4 separate regions of the Homo sapiens genome follow, and regions 1, 3 and 4 are each linked to region 2. A link is a loop called in an ENCODE intact Hi-C map of the cell type or tissue named here. Cell type or tissue: MCF 10A. All regions are shown on one strand. Each heading gives the region's core, and the rest is flanking DNA. Links, peaks and the distances in the headings are about the cores only. Region 1 overlaps LOC100505498 (a long non-coding RNA gene). Region 2 has its middle 870 kb from the start of LINC01966. Region 3 has its middle 810 kb from the start of LINC01966. Region 4 overlaps TEX41 (testis expressed 41).

What was found. Peaks named below come from ENCODE experiments on the same cell type or tissue, not always from the same donor. Only the 100,000 strongest peaks of a DNase experiment are listed, where the experiment ranks them.
Region 1: it touches region 2 in a loop (12-fold over the local background); 2 of 110 quality-filtered maps call a loop at or near these places.
Region 3: a loop joins it to region 2, with 7 times the contacts of the local background. A loop is called at or near these places in 8 of 110 quality-filtered maps.
Region 4: a loop joins it to region 2, with 12 times the contacts of the local background. A loop is called at or near these places in 3 of 110 quality-filtered maps.

What each region holds. Positions count from the first base shown.
Region 1 is chr2:145,154,910-145,160,560 of GRCh38, reverse strand. All of the region lies in intron 3 of LOC100505498 (a long non-coding RNA gene), which reads right to left. Among named protein-coding and RNA genes, the nearest start is that of LINC01966, 280 kb to the right of the region's middle. In MCF 10A, for the core only: no CTCF peak of the experiment used is centred there; a DNase peak (open chromatin) is centred at 2,100.
Region 2 is chr2:145,750,003-145,755,653 of GRCh38, reverse strand. No RefSeq gene overlaps it. Among named protein-coding and RNA genes, the nearest start is that of LINC01966, 870 kb to the right of the region's middle. RefSeq lists an enhancer at 3,570-3,619. In MCF 10A, for the core only: a CTCF peak has its summit at 2,996 (motif pointing right); DNase peaks (open chromatin) are centred at 3,263 and 3,873.
Region 3 is chr2:145,689,929-145,695,579 of GRCh38, reverse strand. No RefSeq gene overlaps it. Among named protein-coding and RNA genes, the nearest start is that of LINC01966, 810 kb to the right of the region's middle. In MCF 10A, for the core only: no CTCF peak of the experiment used is centred there; a DNase peak (open chromatin) is centred at 2,209.
Region 4 is chr2:144,701,302-144,706,952 of GRCh38, reverse strand. All of the region lies in intron 1 of TEX41 (testis expressed 41), which reads right to left. Among named protein-coding and RNA genes, the nearest start is that of TEX41, 36 kb to the right of the region's middle. In MCF 10A, for the core only: no CTCF peak of the experiment used is centred there; a DNase peak (open chromatin) is centred at 2,912.

The sequences.
Region 1 (5,651 bases), core at 171-5,170, 600 kb after region 2:
TAGTGCATCATCTTTGGCCATCTATATGGGTGATATTCTTCCTTGAGAAATTATGGTTACAATGAGGACCAAAGGATCATTTGACCTTGAACTTGCAGAGAAGGATATATTTTATATTCCCCAGACAATTCACTTGAGAACATTTAAAAAAATAATATTTTGAATAATTTTAGCAACATGAATCAAAGCACACATTTCGTTGAATCTTTAGAAACTCTAAATCCTAGAATATCTTATTTCTCAAACACAGCAAATGCCATAAAGTGCCCTACCCTTAATCTGCAGAGTTGGTTCTGTGATCTGACTGGTGTCCACCTGCCATCATTTGCATCTATGTGCCTGGGGTTTTCATTTCTGGACCAAAGAAAGCTACTCTGTGCACACATGTCAGCTCAGAAATACCAAACATGAACACACCATCACCACTGCCACTCTCTTCCCCCACCCCTATCCAATAAGTCTTCATACAGTGAGTCTCAGGAGGTGGTATGTAAATATCTCAACTTTCTCACCTCTCAGATGGGGTCATTCTGAGGTGTGTGTTTTCTACTATATTCCAGAGGTCCCCTGCAGGATTAAGCTCCAGCCACACACAGTGATAGCTAGCTTAATAAAGCACTCTTTAATGGATGACTTCACTGCCCTGGGCCTCTCCCCTACCACCCTCAACTAGTGTTTCCTGCACCTCCCAAATAAACTGCTTGCCCTCGTGCCCTTATGTCTAGTTCAGCTTCTGGGGAAACCCAAACTAAGACACCAAGCATTTGCATTCACAGGGCTTCAACTACAGTGATAGTTAGATCCTCCTAGGCAGAAAGAGAAAGCGACAGCATGCATTTCTTCTCTTCTGGTGTTCTCTTTAGCCAAATTTGCCATATTTAACTGTTTTTACATGCAATCTTAGTAGACAAATTAAAGAGATTATTTAATAGTTTACACAAGTCCTATAATTCAGAATATGAATGCAACATATGAGTAGCTTATGTGTTGGCTCTGTTCTAGCCCTTGATCTGTAGGAGCAATAAACAATGTGAGTGCATGGGGGAAAATCTCACAGAAATAGCATTGTATCCACACCTGTGAAGAACAAGCATGGTTCGAGGATATTTCTAACTCTGGGGAGTGATAAAAGTATGACACCATAAGATATGCAATGCTATAAAGACATGAGTTAATTTTAAAATACTTTCTATACTATAAACTATTAGACAAATATAGGGCAGTGCTATTATTATAATGATGAATGGCATACACATGATATCATATGAAATAACCTAAAATCTGTTTCTAAAATATGAAAAAAAACTTTTCCTTATAATAAACTCTAATTTCTGAATCACCAAATCTTATTAGGGCTGCTTATACCTATGAAAACTATACCAATATTTAATTGACTTCAAAACTGATTAATAAAAGACTGTCTCCAACATGTATTTTGAACTAAATATTTTAGCATCCGCTTACCATGTCTATCAAAAATGCTTAATAAAACTTTTAGTGTGAGGCTTTATTAGTCCTTGATGTTAAATGTCTAGAATAATCTTCTTCTTAGGGATCCTTTCTAACTGCAAGTTTAAATTTTAAGGGCTTTTAAATTTGCCTTTTTGTTGTTTTGTTGGTTTTTCTTTTACAGCAATAAATGAGTCCACTACATGATTACTCTAAGCAACCTTTGATTTTAAATAAGTTCTCAGAGAAAACTAATAACTCTAAAATTTAGCACTTTCTTAAAAATCAAATCCATTTCTACATGATGTAATTTCTTTTCAAAATTAATTTTAAGGACTAGAAATTCTTCACTGCTAATTGGTACATTGGGTATAATATTTGTTTTTAGATACAGAGTAAACAATTTACTTTAGTATCAAGGAAACATAGTTAAGATTTTATTAGAATTCTAAAAATGAATAATAAGCCCAGCCCTGTGCTTGTTGTAATAGCTAAAATAAACTTGCTGCTCACACCATGGTGACTTAGCTAAGCTCTTCCTTCATTCCATCAAACTGCATGGGGCAGCAGCTGGGCTTCTTTCCGACACCCTTGGCATGTTTACTGCAGCCATGTAACTTAGTCTCAGAGGGCTGGGGCTGTTGCTAGGGCTTGGACCACACCTTCCTCCTGCTTACCTAAAGCCCATTGGTCATGATTTCATAATCAGGCAGTTTTGCACAATGTCAACATAGGGGCATTGACAAAAATATTATCTGTGTTTCTACAGGTGTTATATTTTTTGCTCCCCTAGTGACTACTAATCATTCAACTGGACTAAAATGATATATTTTAAAAAACAATGTCCTGGCATTGCTGAGAACATGCATATAAGGCCATGAAGGTCTACACAGCAAGGATTGCACAATAACCCATTAAAATAAACATTTGCAACCGCAGATAGCTGGACTGAAATCCTGCTCTGATACAAATAACATCTGGACAACTTTTTTTTGCATCTTCCAGCATAAAACACCCTTGAGAAAAAATAGAAGGAAAGCTAAAAGACAAAGGACCACTAAAGGTTTTATTATGTTATGGGTGTGGTGCCATAAATTTGAGGGGGCTCAGGCCAGAGTTGCCAAACCCGAATTTAAACAGCATGTTGTTTTTAAAAGTTGTAACACTGATGAGGAACAATTCAGTTTTCTTACATAATTAATCCAGTGTGAAATAGAGTGACTGGAAAACATCCAGTGGTTTAAAAATAACTCAATTATTTATAAGTTCCACAGTGCTATAGGATTCCACTCTAAGGAGTAGAAAGTGAAACATCTTGGTACCAAGTATGTTGTTCTTATTCAGCAAGGGCCTCAGGAAGTCAACATAAACAATCTCATAGTAAAAGATTATGCTGAGGCCAAAGACACTAAGGTTCCCTTGGATTATGGATCAGGCTAGTGGGCAGGAAAAAGTTTCTTTCCTTGACATTTATATATTGGTGATAAATAAATATTAGTATATCTTACTAATCCCCAAAGAACTGAACAATGTGAAGTGGGGGTATTAGGCTGCAGGGAACAGAGGGAAGAGGGGAGGAGGTCTGGGAAAGAAAGAAAAATGAGCCTCTTTCATAAGATCTATAACATAGGCTATGAATCATACATGACAGTGAATGGACTTTAATTTCTAATGTTGTTCTTTGATGTGAAGCAAAATAATTACAAGCTGAAAGATACTAGCAAGTATTATATTCAATATAAAGATAAAGAAATTAGCCATAAATAAACCCTTCTATAAAATCTCATGCTCAGGGCAGGCTCACAGCTAGCAACATACATTTGTGTCAGCTACAGCTGGCTGCTAAACAAAGGGAATGAAAGTTTGCTTCAGTTAATATTAAAATCTTGCAAAATATTTCACAGTTGTCTCAGGCATTTTTTTGCTCTTTTTTCTACTTAAAGGGGGCATGTGAGAGGTGGCAATAGTCTAAAAGGGCCAAGCCAGAAGTTAGAGCATGGATCTGTAAGGTGCCTTTAAAGGGCTAAGGAGCTTTACTAAGTCATGTGATTTACCTTAAATTCACCCTTTGTTTCAGCTAGAGTGCAGACATAAGTAAAAGAAGGAAGCAGACCTTTATTCATTTGGCCACTCCATCAACTGTGGGCCTAGTACGTTCCAAACTTACTGTATTTGTTTCTTTTATCCTTGGAAACAAACAAATATGAACCACGATTGTATAATTTACTTACTAGGCTAAACAAGCACGATTTTGATGTACTAATACCCATAACAACAAAAGTAGATGTCAGTTATTTAAACAAACTATTAAGTTGAGAACAGAAATTATTTCTTAAAAATGTATTTGTTGCTGATTCATGGATATAAACTGATAGATCAATTTCAGTAATTCCACTATAAGAAGAGATTATTTTCGTTGAGGAGCTGTGACAGTGGAAATATTGAAGGAAGGTAGTGAGAGAATTACAGTTCCAGGTGGTTGTAGTTATAATATCTAACTGCTATTAAGTGAAATTGTTTTAGCTGCAGTCCCGCTACTAAAAACTGGGAGATTACTGCTAAAACAATTTTACAAAGTTTTTGACTAAGGATCAAGTCAATAAATAGGCTCATGACTACCTTGTTCCTGACAGTTCCATTGCTTTGCCACTTTTTTCTTCTGTTTGTAGTATCAAGTCAGTGGCCATTCATTATCCAGCCATCAGTGGCCTCTGCTTCTGTAGTTGACCTTTGGTTTCACTTTCCCTATCCAACCCCAAAAGGCACAAGCATATCAAGGTTTCTTTGATGGCACTGACTGCCCGATGCAGCAAAATCCTTTTAAAAATAAACTAGAACAATTCCCACTGATGAGGTCAGTGCATCACTTACCCATGTGAAAAGAGAAGAGAAAACTGAACACTGTGGGCTCTGAATGACATCCCTATGTGTGAATAAACTATCGATTTGCTCATTCATTTAATTTTTTTCATATACTAATTTACTTAAGGCCTACCTTGTGGCAGTGATGAGTTAATTATTAGGGTGGAGATACAGTGTATTGCTTCTAGGGGTGATAGTTAATGATAAGTGTTATACGAATAGGGGAAGCCATGACTCTTCCTAAGAAAGTTGAAAACGGCTTCAAAGAGAATAAGACATTTGAGGTGGGTCTTGAAAAAGGAACAGGATGCACTTGGTGAGTAAGAAAGAAGTAAAGCATTCCAGGTAGAGAAAAGATCTTTGTGAAGAGGCTTAAAACTGCATGATGCTTGGGGAAATGTCACTGTATGGTGTGACTGGAGGTATGTGACATCAGATACGAATGCAGTGATAAGTTGGGACTAGATTGTAGAAGAAGCCATGCCAAGGAGTTTACTCTTAAGGCAATGGGAAGAATGAAGGATTAATATAGAGTGTGAAATAATCGGCTATAAAAAGATAAGTAAAACTTGCTCATTTGCCTTGAAGACAAGAACAGGCTATTTTCAGTGGGAATTGCTACATTCTGTTGTAGAGTGAATTATAAGGGCCATCTTGGCAGTGAGGAAAAGATGGCAGCTCATGAGGTCCAAGCCAATTGTTTCTGCTTCATCATTCCTTACCATCTACCCCACCTTCTCTTCTGTTCATGATTTACCAGCATAGATCTCCTTATCTACCAAAGAAAAAAGACTTTAATCTCTATCTCTCTCCTCCAACAACAACAAAAAAATAGAAAATCCTTGAGGTTTCAACCTGTGGACACTAGAGCTATACTCCCACGAGGAAAGTGAAGTGGTGAATTAGGCATCGATCCAGATTATGCATACCTCCTTCACCCATCATCACCTCAAAAGTTATCTTGCCTTTTTTTATCTCTATAGTTAGTACAAAAGAAACACTTTCCTAACAGATTATTCTTTCACATTTTATTTTGTATTAATGTAGCTACAGACTTAAAGAGCCTATAGGAACAAACTTTCTAGCACTTTGCAGGAGCAGCCCTAGTTCTTAAAAAAAAAAAAAAAAAAAAAAAAAAAGGAAAGAAAAGAATAAAGATTATTCCAAGATGAAATGCTAGCATTATGACCCACGCAGACCACCTGGAATTCTTTAAACCATTACACTCAGTAACAATTCTTCTCATGCAGTGTAACTTGTACTTCCTAATTTCTCAAGAGATATTTACTTGGACACTAGCTCTTTGTTTTCAACAGTTTTCCTGCCCTTCCAAATTATTA
Region 2 (5,651 bases), core at 214-5,213:
TAAAGTTTAAAACTTTTAGTTCTCATGTCCCTCACTACAGTTTTTCATATGAAGTCAGTCATAGTGGCAGGTATTTCACATTATTTTTTTCTCATTTGAAATCTTGCAAAGTGTGTCTCATCTATTCTTCAACATATTAAAGGGCTAGTTTGGGTGCCAGTAGTCTCTGCAACTTCAGCTAGGTCCAAAGTCCAGCTACAATGACCAAAGCTGACATTCCTGATAGAGCCAGGCATTTATGGAGCAGTCAACTCCTGTCAAGGTCTCAGGGCTGTGGGAGTTAAAGAAATAAAACCCCTGAAATGGGCAAGAACTCATTTACTGTGTCCAGAAGCCATCATATAGAAGAAGAATACCACCTGGAATTTCAGCAGGCAGATGAAGACATGAGTGGGTGTTCATGACATGTGGGTTTGATTCAGATTCAACCTAGGAAAGACGGTAGTGAACAATGCTGATGAACTTTCAACATCTTTGCAATTACGGGGTGATTCTTCTTCTGTACTCAATTCCAAGCTCTGCAGAGGCAATTTTGTTTACCGCTGTAGCCCCATTTCCTGACTGGTGTGAGACAATAAACAAACATGGAATAGAAAGCCTAGAAGAGGAGAGAGTGCTTCTTCAAAACATGTTCAAGCAATACTCAGATCTCCATGCTAGGAGAAATTTGTGAAGAGGCTGATCTGTAAGCCTCCATCCAACACTAGGATTCTAGGATTCTCTGAATAACAAAATCAATTACTAGTTGGATTCATCTAAGAAAAGGCAGAAAATGGATGGCACACAAAGAACCACTGGCCCAGGCCCTGCAGGTGATGCTGGAAGTGGGGGTGGTGCCATGGGCTGAGTCCACTGCTGTCAGAGTGAGGAGCAGAGCCTGATGGCTTAGCGGAAGGGTAGATCATTGGCATCAAGTCATTCCATTAGCCATAGTGCTTTTCCATATTTCCAGCAAAAATGTAGACGACTGTGCTTCCTAAACAAAACAAGAGAATGCAAAGGTAAAAAGCAGACAAATAGTCTTGGAAATGAAATGAAAACAAAAACCAAGTAAACAAAAATCCAGGAAATCTAAGAGGAATAAATGTAGAGCTGGAAGTAGTAAATCAGAAACAAATGGAAACATAGTGCTGTGTTTTCCATTACCCACTTTAACCGAACTCTATAGTTAAAACTTTTCATCCAGTATCTTAGCAATGTGGTAAGAACCTGTAATTGGTTTATTACTGAAAATCAATGCTGTTAAAAACCCCCTTGTCTGAAAAGGAAATCTAAATATAAGACTGATACAAATGGGTCTTTATATAATTGTATTTCTTAATTGATGATACATAATGTAATTCTTTATTGGGAAGGGGCTTCACCTGCCTCTAGGGAAGGGGTGTTGGTTGGAGAGACAGAGTGAAGCATGTGTAGGTTGCAGCCCCGGGCCCAGGGACTGACAGGTAGCTGTGTGAAAGGCCTCAGATCCTTTCCGGAGGCACCTAGTCCCCACTCCAGCTCCTCCCCCTCTTTAACCACAGCTCCAGAGCAAGTTTGTCTCTGCACATAGAGACTGGCCTCCGGCTGTAGCAGGTTGCAGGAACTGCCAATGTAGTGCATTGTTCTTGAGTTTCCACAGTCCTTCCTTCTCTATCTCCATCCTTTTACAGCAAGCATTTCTCCTCTTGTAAACAAACAAACAAACAAAAAGAAAGCAGTAATTATTTTTTCAAACACTTTCCTAATATAAGTTCTGGAAACATCTGCCTTCTTTCTACACTTTGTAAGCACAGGTTTGGGGTCCAGCAAGCGGTATTTTAAAAGGGCCATGATTATCTGGTACTAGAAACAGCAGCAGCAGCTCCTAATTCAGATCTTTTAAATCGGTCTTCTCAGAATACATACATTTGGAGTATTTGAAAACTTGGTCCTCTGAGGCCTGTTCCTTCTTCTCCCTGGATCTTACCTTTAAATGGCTGAAGATATAATGCCTCAGAGACTTAAGGTGAGTGGAGATAGATTTGCTAGGTCCCAGAGTAATCAGAAAGGCAAAATAGCTTTGTAACTCTGTCTCTCTCTGCATTATTCCCTGAAGAGCAGCTGCAGCAGAGTGTGGACCCCGTGTTTGCACATGGCAGAAACTGGGCTGCCTCACATTTAAGGCCTAAGTTAGCCAACTTGTCAATGAATGCCATTAGTGCAGACGGGCCACAGGCACTCAGGGATGGAGTGGCAGGCAAGCTCAGATCAGCTAAGGAAGAGCAGGCATCGGGTGGTAACAACTTTCAGTCATTACTGACCTGGGCTCTATTCAAACCAGTGACCTAGAAATGAAGGGCTCCAAATCCCATTACTAATTCCCCGAGCCATCAAGTCTCCCCTATGGCCTGGATCTTGTCCTGAAACCCAGGTCTCCTGTTGAAATAGCATTAAGACAGCAGCCACTGCGTTGGCAGGCAAGGTTTTTAAAATAAAGGGAGGGGAGGGAATGTGCACGTAGAGAGTTGGCTTTAATTATTACTTTAAAGTTTTTCAGCTCCTTTCAACCTAAAAACCTGAACCTTCTTTAAAGTCACATGCTTGCCAGCCAGCACAAAAATGGTGTTCAAACAAGCACAGCTTTTTTATTTTGTTTGAATGGTGAAAATACACAAGCCCCCTCCCAAATCAAGGAATAATGAGAGGAAACCAAATGAGAGGAAGTTGTTGGAAAGCAAAGAAAGAGATTAAATGAGTATTGCGAGGACAAGAATATTTACTGCCAAAATAAGAAAAGGAGCTAAATGAAAGCACCCTTAAGCCGCGTTCTTCCTCACTTCTTATCTCTCTGTCACTCTCTGAATCCCTCTCATCAAAGAGGGACAATTATTTTTAAGTAAAAATGTGGGATTTTTGTCAGTGAGGTGAAGCCCATGCAAAGTGAGCTGGATTAAAAACTGCATGTAAAGTTCTGTCTCGTGTTTTAAGCCAAAAGCTCCAACTTTACAAACTGTCCTGTAGATGGGGCTGTACTCTGCAATTCTAAGATCACTGCCTCAACAATGAAGCAATTGTTTCCTGTCTCCACTTAGCAATTCCTCCCTCTCTTTCAGTTCTTTCTGCTTGCATGTTCTATTTATTTTAATGTATACCTTTGTGTAGAGCCTGTCTCTGAGTGGTTAGATACCCCGTTGATATGTGGCCTTCAAGGGGGAAAAGGGAGTGCAGCCTATTCCCATGACATCCTAAGGCTTTGTAGAGCCAAAAAAACCTTCTCAGGAACACCTAATCCTTGGGCTCTGTCCAAGTACCACAATCTCTCTGTACAACTGACATGGGCCACTTGGGACACTTGAGAGTTTTAGGTGTGTCTCTCTGAAGTCAGCCCCGGCCAAGCATGAGGCAAATGTGCCCGACCAAAGAAAATAAATTATGTGGACTCCAATTTTCAGCAGTTATGAAGTATTGAATTACACATGCAAAGAATTCACTTTGGGATTAACCCTTTGGAACCGAAACACAATCTTGTCACAATGCCTGAGAAGGGAGCATGCTCTGAGTGAGGCCTGACTTTCCAAAGACACAGAGGTTGCTGACCAGGAGACAGAGATGCTCAATGCAATAAGAATGGAGATAAATGCAAATGTCTTATGTGGGCATGGAAGAGGGTATATGTCGGGGTTCTGCCCTGTCTCTGGATAGGCTGTTGCTGGCATTGTAAAGTTTAAGGATTCACTGCAAAGGCCACTTCAGCACTTAACGGGAATGCATCTTAGCATAATTCACACAGTCCCTGTGGCTGCTTCTTCATTCAGATTTAGAGAAGTGGTTGAAAGCCACTGGAACTTGACTGAAATCACAACTACAGAACCCCTGAAACGGCATTCATCCTCCATGACTCATTGAGCGATAGAAAAGGACATCCTGTCCTACCCCTTTAAGAATTCCTAGTTCCCCATAACCGTCTGAAGCACTAAGCTGTGAGTACACGACATAGCTGAAATTTAACACATAAACCCTGGAGTAGAAAAACAAAACAAGGCCATTTGTTTTCCCCTATAAAGCTATTTATTTACCAAATGACCATAGAAAGCAAACCTCCAACAATAACAGGAAACAATCAATCTTGAAAAACTTAGGGAAAAATTTTTTTGGAGCAAAGTTAACTTTTTAATAAAGTAGGTGTCTTGGGTATGCAAAGCAGGATGTCAGGAAACAGGCAACCTTGCCCCTCTTCCCCTCAGGTTATTATCAGAAAATGTGTGATCTACAGGAGGGACACTGTTTTGGGACTGATAAGCTGTGTCTACATAAAGATCCCTCACTTATTTCACATGTGCCCTGGAGGAAATAGAACTGTACAACGATATCCCTGGGAGACACTGTGGACCTCATCCACTGCCCTCATATTATCCAATGAAGAAACTGAGTTGCTCAAAGTTGCAACAGATACAGCTAAAAGCAGTAGGACATTTTATGTAACTTATTTCTAAAACAACAAATCTCTAATCAGAGAAATATCTCTATGTCTCAGTTGCTCTTGCCTGTTCAGAGGGATGATAACTATCTTTTCAAGTACTTGCTATTTTGAGTTATATGGAATATTTTGAGACACATGTAGAGATCTGCTAAAATGATTTGAGTGATAATAACTGGGTGTATGTGTGTTAATATGTGAGAAAAAAGAGAAAGAAATGAATGAGAGGGAGAGATAAAGACAGGGAAATAGATGAAGTTTCTGACATCATATGATTGTTGGGTGGAGTAACTAATAAAAGTAATTGCTAAGCACGGTGAAATTAGACTGCTGTGTAAAGCTAAACCAGGATGAACCAAAATTTGCAAATATCATGAGACTTTTATTTTCAACAGGTGGCATTTTAGAATGCAAACTAGTAGCATGCAAGTGAGAGCGCGCTGTAAAGGGGAAGAGATGTGGGGATTTACACACTTAGGAAATCGGGGTGACTAGAAAACAATGTTTTATGTTTGCAGTCTTACAGATCCACTTATTGAGAGGAATGGCTGATTAGAAATATGCTTAGAAAATGCTTCTCTTATTTTTACTGGCAGAGGGTTAACGTAGGTTTCTACTTACAAGGTAAGAAAATCTGCTGTGAAAGGAAAAAGCCAACTGACACTGCTTGTGGACAAATGTGTGTGAGCCAAAAACTGAAATGAGGCAGGCAATAAAACCATATCAAAGCCCACCCGTTGCCCCTATCACAATATTCTTACCAAATTGTCTTGCCTTTATCAGGCCCACCCTCACTTATTTACTGAGATAAGAAAGAACTTTTTTGCTGGCAAGCACCCCAAGTTTGATTTATCATTCACAATAGGAAGACTCTGCCAAGTAAGCCTTCATAATTCCCAGCCCTTAAAATTATTATCATCATTGGGTTTAAAAATAAGGCCAGAGGTGGTGGATGTGTACGCAGTATGACTGGAAAGAAGCTGGTTTGTTGAGGCTGGTTCTCTCTGCCAAAAAAGTATCATAAAAGAGGTGCCTAGTTCATGTCAGACCTAAGGAAATATTTTCCCCAAGCTGTTTGCAGATAGCACGGGGTTTGTGTAGTGTGACAGTTGTCCTAAGAATATATTAATTCTCCTAAACAGGAGGCGCAGACTCAAGCATCCTCTCTGAATATAATGGTGATCTTATTTGCCTGACCAAGGAATAAAAATGT
Region 3 (5,651 bases), core at 176-5,175, 60 kb after region 2:
GAATTTGGAGAACTTGTACATTCTGGTGTATAAACTTAACTGAAAAGCTAAGGTAATCAAGATAGCATAATATTGGCAATAGATATTAATCAGTTACAGAGTATCTGTAGGGTCTATTGATTTCTGACAATGATGCCAAGGTAGCTCAATGGAGGGAACATGGTCTTCTAAAAAACATGATGCTGGAACCTGGCTATTTATCCACATGGAATAAAGTATCTCTCAACAGACCCCGACCCAACCACACACACACACATACACACACACACACACACACACACACATACAAACCAAAATAGATCAAATAATAACGTAAAAGCTAAAATTATAAAACTTTGGTAGAAATGTGAAAAAATATTTTAACAACATTAGGATAAGCAAATATTTACTTAATAAATATTTATTTAATAGTAAAATCACTAACCATTAATGAAGAAATGATAATTTGTCGTAAACATACAGTGGAATACAATGGAATTCCTTGGAACTCGGGGAAAAGAAAGACAACAGTACAGATCATAACATGGATGAAACTTAAAACCTCTATGCTGAGTGAAATTAGCCAGACACTAAAAATTATATGTCGTATATGCTCAAGTCTAAATGAAACAAGAATCATATGGTGACAGAAAGCAAATTAGTGGTTTTCTGGGTCAGTTGGGAGAAAGGGGTTGTCTAGTTTAGGACACAAAGAAACTTTGGGGGATGTTGGAAAGATTCTATATGGATTGTGGTGTGGTTCTACGTGCACACGTTTTCAATAGTTTAAAATAGGTACATTTTGTTGAAGGCATATTATACTTCAATAGGGTTGATTTTAAAAATTAAGCACATACTGGGTTATAAAGAAAGTCTTTACTAAATTTGTGACTTAGTATCTTTCTGTCTGCCCTCAACAATTAAACAATTTCTCTGATCCTAAGTTTCCCAAGTCCTTATCAGTTTCATTAAGATGAAAAGCAATAATGTGTAATGCATGTGAAAAGGGCACAATAAATGTTTATTTGTTTTACTCATCCTATTTCCCACTTATAGAAATATTCTAGTAACTTATAGAAATATTATAATTGAAAAATTGTGGCTTCTTTACTTTTGTTATGCTTTTCTAATAAATTTTACCATTCATTTTGTTACAACTCTGCCCCTAGGTCATTAGACCACAGTGTGTGCTATCATTGTTAAAATATAGAGTTGCCGTCTTTCATTCAGAGAGTACCTACGTAATCTGCCAGTTCTATCAGCTAAACAATATTTTATATAAGAAGCAGACATTTGCTGAATTGATTTAAATTTTGGTACTCGTATTCTAAATTGTCTAGTCATTTTTTATTTTAAAACTTTTTATTAAATATATGCTATACATCATCGTAAATTTTCTGTAGTGATAGAAAAATGGAAAAGACAGATCACAGCATCATGTAACTAACATCTCAAAAAAAGTATTGAAGATATAACTAAGAAAACTGAGCAGGAGAATTTTCATGGGAGCATAGTTGTTTAAATATTTTCTGGATGGTAATTAACTTATCATCTGGTTGCTTCAGATATTTTTTATACCTTTGACTTAGTAAAAGCAGTGATCAATTTATTAGAGGAAAAAAATCTGTTGAATTTAGTAGTATTTTCCAAGTATATATATAAGAAGTAAAAATAAAATCTTGGAGATCATTGCATGCATTATCAGTTTTCTGACTTATTACAAATCCAAGTTAGTCTTGTTTGGTTCTACTTAAATCAGATATTGTTTCTAAAACTAATAAATATCAGAACTAGTGGCCAGATCTAGAAACTTCCTCCCTTAAACCTATTCAAGTTAGTCAAACATAGTCAAGCATAGTCTTCCCAAATCACCTTGAGAAAATCTGTTCACCAAAAATCAGATGTCTGGTCATATCAGATGTCAATTATTTTACTTACTTTCCAGGAGGAAATACATCATCAACGACAACGAAAGGATCTGTGATTGTAAAAGTTATTCCTTTTACAAATATTTAGATTTCTAGTTTTAATCTATTTAAATTTCATATTTTAAAAATTGATTTGTTTTACCATATTTCAAAAAAAAATTCAAAGTTGCTGCATGTGAATTTTAAAACCTGTGACTTCTCAGATGAGTTCATGTTTACCAGCAGGGCTCACCCATAAAGGCCGGCTGAATATCCAGTGTACTTTCCCTTCACTGTGGTCAGTGAATCAGCAAGTGTTACAGGAGTTCAGCGTGAAATGCCAGGTGCTATTTCAACAGTCCTTCTTTCACAATGCTTAGGGTGGGGTCACTCTGGTAGACCCTGATAAGGTTACTGGAACTGAGTTCCTGGGGTGGTCAAGTTAACATCCTCTAAGCTCATGCTCTCTGAATGTAGAAGGTAGTCACAGAGACCTGGTTCCCTTTTTTGGGCTAAAGGCTACTCAACCGCAAGCTGCTTATTAAACTCTGTCTGGAAAATATTATTCACTGAAATCATGTCTCAATAGCACAGAGTTTAATTTTGTAATTAACCAAACCATCTGTCATTGCAAGGCTCTCTTAAGGGCATCCAAATGGGAGAACTTATAGAACCTTGCATGGTGAGTGGTAGTGAATGGCTGTGAGAAGGAAATGGTATGAATTTCAAATGATAGCTACAAATAGATTGTCAACTTATGAACTCAGAACAAACTACTTTCCTAAAGAGATGCTCCTGCATCTTTCCATAAACAGATTATTGCCCTTTTCATAAAATATTTAGCTCTTTGCTTTATAAAGTAAAGTTCATATGAACATAAATGTTGCTGCAAAAGACCGTCCATCTGTGTTTTTGCTGTGTGTGAATAATAGCAACATTTCCTTGAAAACTTAAGAATACTTACTAAATAATCAACGAGTATTAATCAGTTATATAATTTATTCTTCCTTCTAGATTTCGAGGCTTTCTGTCTTGCTGCATTAAACATCCATAGATATTTACATTACATGCAAATCAAAGATATCAAGAAATAAGATCTCTAGAGGTGATAAAACATTATTTGTTGGGCATGCCTTGAATCAGGTTTGAATTAGGTTTACTTATTTAATGATACATATTTGGGTCTGGCATCATCCAAACAGCTCTGAACTAATAGCCCAGACAGGATCTTAATGACAATTTTTTACTTTGGTGGTTTTGTTTTTGCATGTACATTTAAAAAGTATCAGAAAATTTGTACAAATTTAAAAATTAAATATTTTGAAACCTTAAAATCAAATATAGATACAGCTATATCTTTATACTTGTAATATATTTACTAAATAAGGTGAAGTCACAAGGATGGGAAATTATTCTGAGTAATTCAATTTACACAATTCTTTTCACCTTTTAGTAGTTTATATGATTAAATTTTGATACTATGTAGTCCACAGGAGGAATGAATAAATGCCAGAAAAGTAATGGTGATAGATACAAATTGATTGTTAGACTTCCTCAATACCTTGGCCCATTGATATTTAAAGTTTTAATTAATAGCTGAATAGGTGCTTTAATGGTCAAGTAGGATATTTGGTTCTCAATAACCTATAACATCTCAAAGTTAATATTGAAATGCCACTTACACACGTCCTTTCCTCTAGTGGTGAGGATGGACAGGAAAAAGCAGTTCTAGACCCTGAAAAAGTTGGTTTGTATGGGTTAGCTATTTTCCGATGAGATCAGTCTAGCGCTGCCACCTGCACTCCAAAACATTGGTCCCAAAGGAGTCATGATGTCATTATGCCAACACCATCACATCTCAGTGTTGTTATATTGAGTCAGCCAAACTTGGCCCCATATTGGTCTGGTTCCTGTTCTTCTAACTTAAACCCACACCGTTTGGAAATGGTGTTCTTTGCGAAAAGATTAATGCCTTCAGTTCTAATTACCTTAATTATCAGCTACTTTCTAATGAGAATATTATCTAGATAATGACTAAAAATTATGAAAATCAACCTCAAATAGAACAGGTTTTACCCTTTAAAAGTAACATAGCTAATATCCTACTTATGACAACTTTTCCAGTATGTAATCTTACATGAGAACTATACTTGTATAGTTAATCAGTTGCCAGAAAATAATTGCCAGTAAAGGCAGAGGGAGAAAAGAAAGACATTAAGTTTTCCAAAATTTCAAGCTATTTTAACCAGTAAAGGAAAAGATAACTCAAGTAGGTAATTCCAGACTGGAAGGATATGTACAACTAATATTTCACAAACCTCACTAAAGATGTTAGAGGAAAGAGCTCACCAGGATGAGTGAAACTCCTGGATGTATAACTCCTAATTATATATCTATATTGATTTTTTATTAGTACATAACTGTTAAATAAAACACTAAGTGCATTTCCCATGTCATGTTTTCAGAATTCCTTTTGGTAAAAAATCTATTTTGTCCCTTTGAAGTACATCTATAATTGTTCACCTTAGATTTGGAACTTAGTTTTAAGTAGCACACAATTATCTTATGAAATTGAGCTAGGCAGTAAAACTCCTTACCTTTGAGGATTGCTTGATTATTTTCTTAAAAGATAAATAAAACAAGAACAAAAAGAAAGGGGATAATTCCATTCAGTACTAAAAATAAAACACTATATATAACCCACATTGGAATTTTTTGAAGTTATGGAGTATCTTAAAGGTACATACTTAACATTTCCATTAAAAATAATTAAATTAAAAGTAGAAACTCAATAGTAATGAAGAATTTTTGCCTATTATTGTTTATCTGAAAAGCACTAGTTTGAAAAGGGAAAATCTTTTCCAATCCCACCCTCCCTCCCCATCTTAGTAGAAATATAAGATGAGCAAGGTAGTAATCCATTATGACCTTAAGTCAATTATCTTTAAGTAAAAGATCTTGTTATAAGGACAAAAAATGTTAGTTCTACAACTTTTAAATTCTTCGTACTTTGTTACAACTAACATTTCCAAATTGTCCAGATTAAGCAATGTTTCCCCCTTATCAGTTAAACTACACCTTAAAATCTTATAAATGAAGTTGCAAGTCTGAGGAAGGATACGGAAACTCTATCCATTTGCACTGGAGTAAATAAACATTGGAAGAAAGCAAAGATAAGAAATTTCACAGGGAAGCTAAAATTATTGTTTTAAAATATCTCTTTTCATTGTTATTACCATTTATCAGCAGGCCTTACGTTGGTAAAATCAGTACAGATTGGGCTGGCTATATGCGGCTGAGTCATCCAGTTTGGAAATTTACCGGTTATACATCACTACAGTTCAACCTCTTTGCCACCTCCACACATATTTTTAAGTAGTTACAGTCAGAACAACAATGAGAAAAGAAACCTTACAATTCTAGGTTTGTTCAAGATTCAAACATCACTAATAACCTGGTTGCAAAAAAGCATATTACCTTTCCTAAATGATTTTCAACACATTTGACTTGTATAATTATAATATTCTATCAAAAATGGATATAATGTAAGTCAAATCCTGTTTACCAAAAAACAGCATTTCCAGATAAGTCAGACTAATTGTGAGTGCTGCCTTTCAAAACCTACCCATGAGTTTATTATTGAGTACACTGAGAAGAAAGAAATATTTTCACATTTAACTTGGTTTTGGTGCAAGTTATCATTTAACAAAAGTGGTTGATTGTTTTACAATTTTAACATCCTATTTGGGTCGTTAGTTGACTTCA
Region 4 (5,651 bases), core at 168-5,167, 1.0 Mb after region 2:
GAGGCTACCCAAGCTATTTCAACACTTTGCTTCATCCTCAGTCTTGTATACGCTGCATCTTGATCTCTTTGAGTGAAGATTTGCCGATACGACATTTAGTACAGGCATCGAATGTGCTCAAACTGGCAGAATTGTGGGATTTTTTTCAAGTGACTGCTTTGGGGGATTTCTCAGTTTTCTACTTTTCTTTTTTTAATTTCATGAATGTTGTCAATTACAGGCAGGCAACTGGTGGGACATTGTGGTGTAAGATATGCAGATCTCACTGCATTCACAATAGAAATTTGGAAATATTTGCTAAAGAGTCTAACATTACATATTTGAAAACAAACAAAGAAAAATCTTATTAAGTTAGATATTTGATGCTTCAACTGTTTGTGACTAATTAATGCCACGTATCTTTAAATACTCCCATGTCCCAAATACCAGGAAATCTGCCAGGTGTCTCGACATATCATTGGAATGATGTCCTTGTTTGCTATTGACATTTTATATCACTTTGAATGACTTTACCAAGCAGAAACCGTAGCGTATATTTTTCCTATTTTTTTGATAGACAGTGTCATCAAAATTATATATATGAAATCCAGGAGGGGGAAAAAATCTGAGAGACAAGTTGAATCCAATTCAAATATTTGTGTATCAAGAGCAAATTGGGTATTTCCAGAAAGTGAGCAAATTTAATTATTCATGAGGCTCTGGTTAAGTCAGCACATCTCTATCTTAACCAGATCCTTTCTAGCAGTTTGCATAGTAACAATATAAAGTACAATTAAGATTTATAAATATATGTCAACAGAGACAAAAAGATTGGTAATTCGGTAAATCAATATATTTGCAAAATAATTTTCCTGATGCAATAATTCTCATATTTTCAAAATGGATAAACAAAAAAAATTGTTCAACAATATTGTGAAGCCTTGAAGGATATTCAGAAAATCAAGAATCAGAGGAAAACTAGGGGATTCCTCCCAACTATTTCCACTGGAGTAGTTACAAGTGTCTAAGGTAATCTTTTTCTTCTCTCCATCTTACTATCTTTTAATTATACTGATTTTCAAAGAAAGAACATCTATCATTGCTTACATGAGGACAGTGGTTGCATCATCCCCTACTTCAGTATATTTTTTCCTCTCAAAACCATGACTCAATTTATCACAAGTTTGAATCTGAACTTCCAAGCAAAATAAGTCAGGAAAAAAAAAAAAAAGAGCGAGCTACCCAATCCTTTAATATTCGAGTGATTTTTGGAATGCACACATTGTGTGCTCTGCATGAGCTCTGTGGGTCTCCCTCCACACTCAATAAAAGTGAAAACCACCAAATGTTCTCTCCAATATCATATCTATGATACCCTTCCTACATAGTAATTCTAGAACAAACCTGGTTTCCAACAGGGATGTCTCCAGGCTGTACCAGTCTGCCAGGATCTTTCTGGTTAGACTCTTCAGACTCTGATCTAACTCTGCACTCTCCAAGCATGCAAAAATATAGCCACAGAGACATGAGCCATGCTTCTCCATGTGGGCTGAAGTTTCCAGGTGGCCTGTGTATGTTATGATTGTGCCTGGCCTCAAAATAAAAACAAATTGACAATCCCTTACCTCCGCCAAGCCAGTGCCAATTTTTAAATAAAATGTCTAGTGGTGATTTATTGCCAATGCAAACTGCCAGACTGGCAGCCCCATTTACCTACTAAAACAGACAAATCAGTAAAAGCTATGTCAACCTTGCCAGTTTCCCCATGTATGTTCTAGAAGGCATTCCAAATTTCATGTTTGTTCTGTTACCGGCTTTTTTATTTGTGTGCATTGAAAAACAAAATATCTAGATGACCTCAATGGCTTAAGGAAATGGGCGTTCTTTCCTTGGGTACTTTCTAGGATTATCCAAGTTCATTTTCCATAGATCACACGCTCCTCATGCAGGTAGAATTGTTGATCATTTATTAGCTGTCTTGAATATCAAACAGAGACACAGAACTGAAAGAATTTCTTTCCTGCATGTAATATCATCTTAGAGGCCTGTTTCCTATCACTTCCCCAGGGAGCAAACACCTGCCTTGGTTTTTCTCAAGAGACTTCTCTTCCTTATTCCTCTCAAACTTATAAATAACAGAACCTGTTGGCTAAGGTATGATTTTTTAAATGTCGATTTAGGTCATGTTTGGTTGTATCCATCCCTTTTATTCCCTATCAAGCTGATCTATTCCTGCCAGAATAAAGTGCATGAGATTTTTGTAACGCTCTGGTCAAAAGCACCTCCTCCTATTTAGGAGTAGCAGTTCAAAGAAGACTGCTACATATAATGTACTTTAAAAGAAAAGAAAAAATCCAAAGTCATTAATTCCTATTTATTTAACATTACAGACAGGCTGGCCTGAAGAATGAGTCTTACTTAAGCTGCCCAAAGTGACTAGTTATCAAGTCATTGAGAAGAAATTTTTTATGTCTCATCTCAATGCCTCTATGTCACTTGTACACAGACCTCAGAATCGTCTATATTTCATCAACCATTTTCTTCATGTATTATTTAATAAACTGCTTAAAGCATATCTAATTACAAACATTTATTATAGAATTCAACCCTAGAAATGTGTGAGAATATGCTAAATTGTTTGTTACCTAAAGTTTTAATGAGAGTATAATACCTCCGGCCCATATGCTTCAAGAACGTTATCCTTAATTATGTAACATGGGTATTTTACTGATATCTGTTAACTGCTCAAGCAGCTGTGGTTTTCTGCTTTTTTACACAGCTCAGGAGGAGCAGCAAGTTCAGTTTCCCCTTTTTGGGGGGTTGCAAAATCCATGCCCCAAACAGGTGTGTGCAATCACGAACCACAGTGATGAACCCAAACTGCTCCTTTCTAAAAATTCCACCAGCCGGTGACACACACTAGTCAAGGTTGCACAACCTTGTTTTCCACCAGTTATTTTGATGATTCATTCCCCCGTGGGGAGGTAACTTGCAGCCATTGTTACTTTGCTCCTGTTTCTGATAATTAGAGGAATTACTTCCTCATTTTGATGATTTCTCTTTCTCCCTCTCTTGCTCTTGCTCTCACTTGCTCCCTTTTTTTCTTTTTTTTTTTTTTTTTTTTTTTGGTAATGAGTCCTGATCTTTTGGAAGGTGCTACTGGACCAGGATTATGAGAGGTGACACTGAAAGAAGCACACACATACACGCACACATACACACACCAGAACACTTCAGTTGTGAACACTTCAAGTTGTTACCGCCTTGCAGGAAATCTGCCTGGATGATACATAATATAATCAATCACTCACTGAAAATATAAGAACGCAAACCAATAAGCAAGTGTTGCCCACTTCCAAGTAGTGACTTTGGAAAACCTTACATTGATTCTACTGATTGCTCAAGAAATTTTTATGGAATTGCCATCAGAGCCTTCCTCATGTTGTTTTAAATGTCAAATATAGCCATTAGTCCTCTTTAAATGGTGGATTTTATTTTTGTAAACATCCAAAGTTTATTCAGAGCCAAGTTTGATGTTAAATCGACCAAGTCTTCTTTTAAATAAAAATAATTTTGATCACAAAACAATAAAATTTAGTTATGTGAAGAATAAAAGAATAAATCCAAAGAAAATTACAATAAAAAGGGACAAAAAGTTTTGAACAGTGGCAAATATCACTGGGTTAAATGTAGTTTTCCCAACATGACTACCCTGGAGAAGATGACATCTTTCGGTAAGTTTCAGATGCTTGCTAAAATTATATAATATTATTTGCCCTCCTATTTCAGTTTCCTAGAAAACTGAACTCAACTTATTTTATCCCGTGTTAAACAACAATCAAAACAATATAATCAGGATACTGTGTAGAAATTTTTTTCCTAATTTATGGCACCCAAATAAACACAAAAGCACATCAACCCATTTCACATTGCTCCAGAAATACGGATTTTCTTTGTATTTGAAAGCAATGTGTCACAAGAGCACAAGACATGGAATGTGATAATCTGAATATTAGACCCTAATTTGCCACTTACTGCCTGTCATCTTGAGCCAGTGACTAGACCTCCATGAACCTCAGTTTTCTCATCTTAAATTTGAAAACCATTTACAACCTTGCACAAGTATTGTGAGGAGCGGCTAAAAGTCAAAAAAAAAAAAAAACTCAAGTAGAGTGCCTGGCACTTAATGAAAACCTAAAACATGGTGACTTCTATGATAGTTGTTACCATTGCACACCAATGTGCTTCACTGAAGCATGAGTTCCTGCAGGACAAGTGCCATGTTTCAATCATGTCATCTTGCTGAATATAACTAAAATTCAAAATTGGAAATAAAAAGTTGAAGATTTTAAATTGAGTTTATTATAAAAATAGTCCAGGGGCAAGCATGATCTGGTTTAATTTATACTATACCCCAGGTTCACAAGCAATCAGGAAAAAAAAAAGAATATCATTACATATTTTTAAATACCTGATTTCTTGATCTAACCTTTTCTTGCTCTCTTCAGTGTTTAAAGAAGCTTCTTTGTTATCAATGCAAAATTATTTCATTAGAAGTCATCACAAACTAATCTTAAGCATGTGACTCTAGCCAAACTAGGTAGATTGAGTGGATAATGGAGCAGAAGTCATAGGGTAGCTCCAGATGGGGAGGTGGTGGGAGGAGAACTTTGGATAGGAAGAACACTAAGCCACTACTTCTATAATTCTTGGTAGCTGCAGGGGTGTGGGCTTGGTAAGGGTGGTGGAGCACTGAAGCAAAGTCACACTTCCCCAAACACAAACTCAGTGGGGTGAAGTCTCCTTTTAACCTGCCCCAGACACAAACCTAATGGTTGGTCCCCACAAATCAACCATGAAAAATGACTCGCATAGCTACTTAAAAATCATACAAATAAATTAATAAATATCACTTATCATTTTATTTTCCCATGAATTTCCTTCTTTTCCTTACACTCTATTTTTCAGAAATCAGAAGACTCTGAAAAGAAAATAGCTCAAAGATGAGACAATCTTAGGCTCAGTAGACAATTTACAAGCTGTCCTTTATGAATCAGAAGCAATTGCTATAGCTGTATAAATTTAAAGGCAGAAAGACGGACTGTCTCTTTCAGTGAATCTTTTACTACCAAACCTAAGAAGTTTATCACCACCCTATAACAACCAACAGTCAAGTCTGCTGAACCTTGTTGGATGTCTAGTCTACACCAAAAACAGAAAAGGAAATTGCTACAGGTACAAAGTGCATGCTCCACAGAATGAATGATGGTGCTTATGGAGCCCTTCAAAAGGATAAACAACAAAATACAATATATGCAGGTATCTTCAACTCTTCGCCAACAGAAAAAGTTCTTGTAACTGCTCACTGCTGCAAATTACTAGTCATACTTCTCAAGTACCCAGTTACAAAGAACACAAACAGTACCTTCAAGTTACACATAGGTACCCCTTTTTTAGAAAAGTTTGCCTTGTCATGGCACTTAGAGAAGAAGTTAGATAATCGTATTTAAGAGAATTACAAACAAGGAACAGAAACTTTGGACTTTTTTTTAATCTTAGGTTGGAATCCCATGACCCAAGATTTTGCAAGTCCTGAAGGAAATTCAGCTCAGGCAACATAGAGTCTTATGATACATTACCCTGCAAACTCTTAGTAGTTAAACCTCTGATTC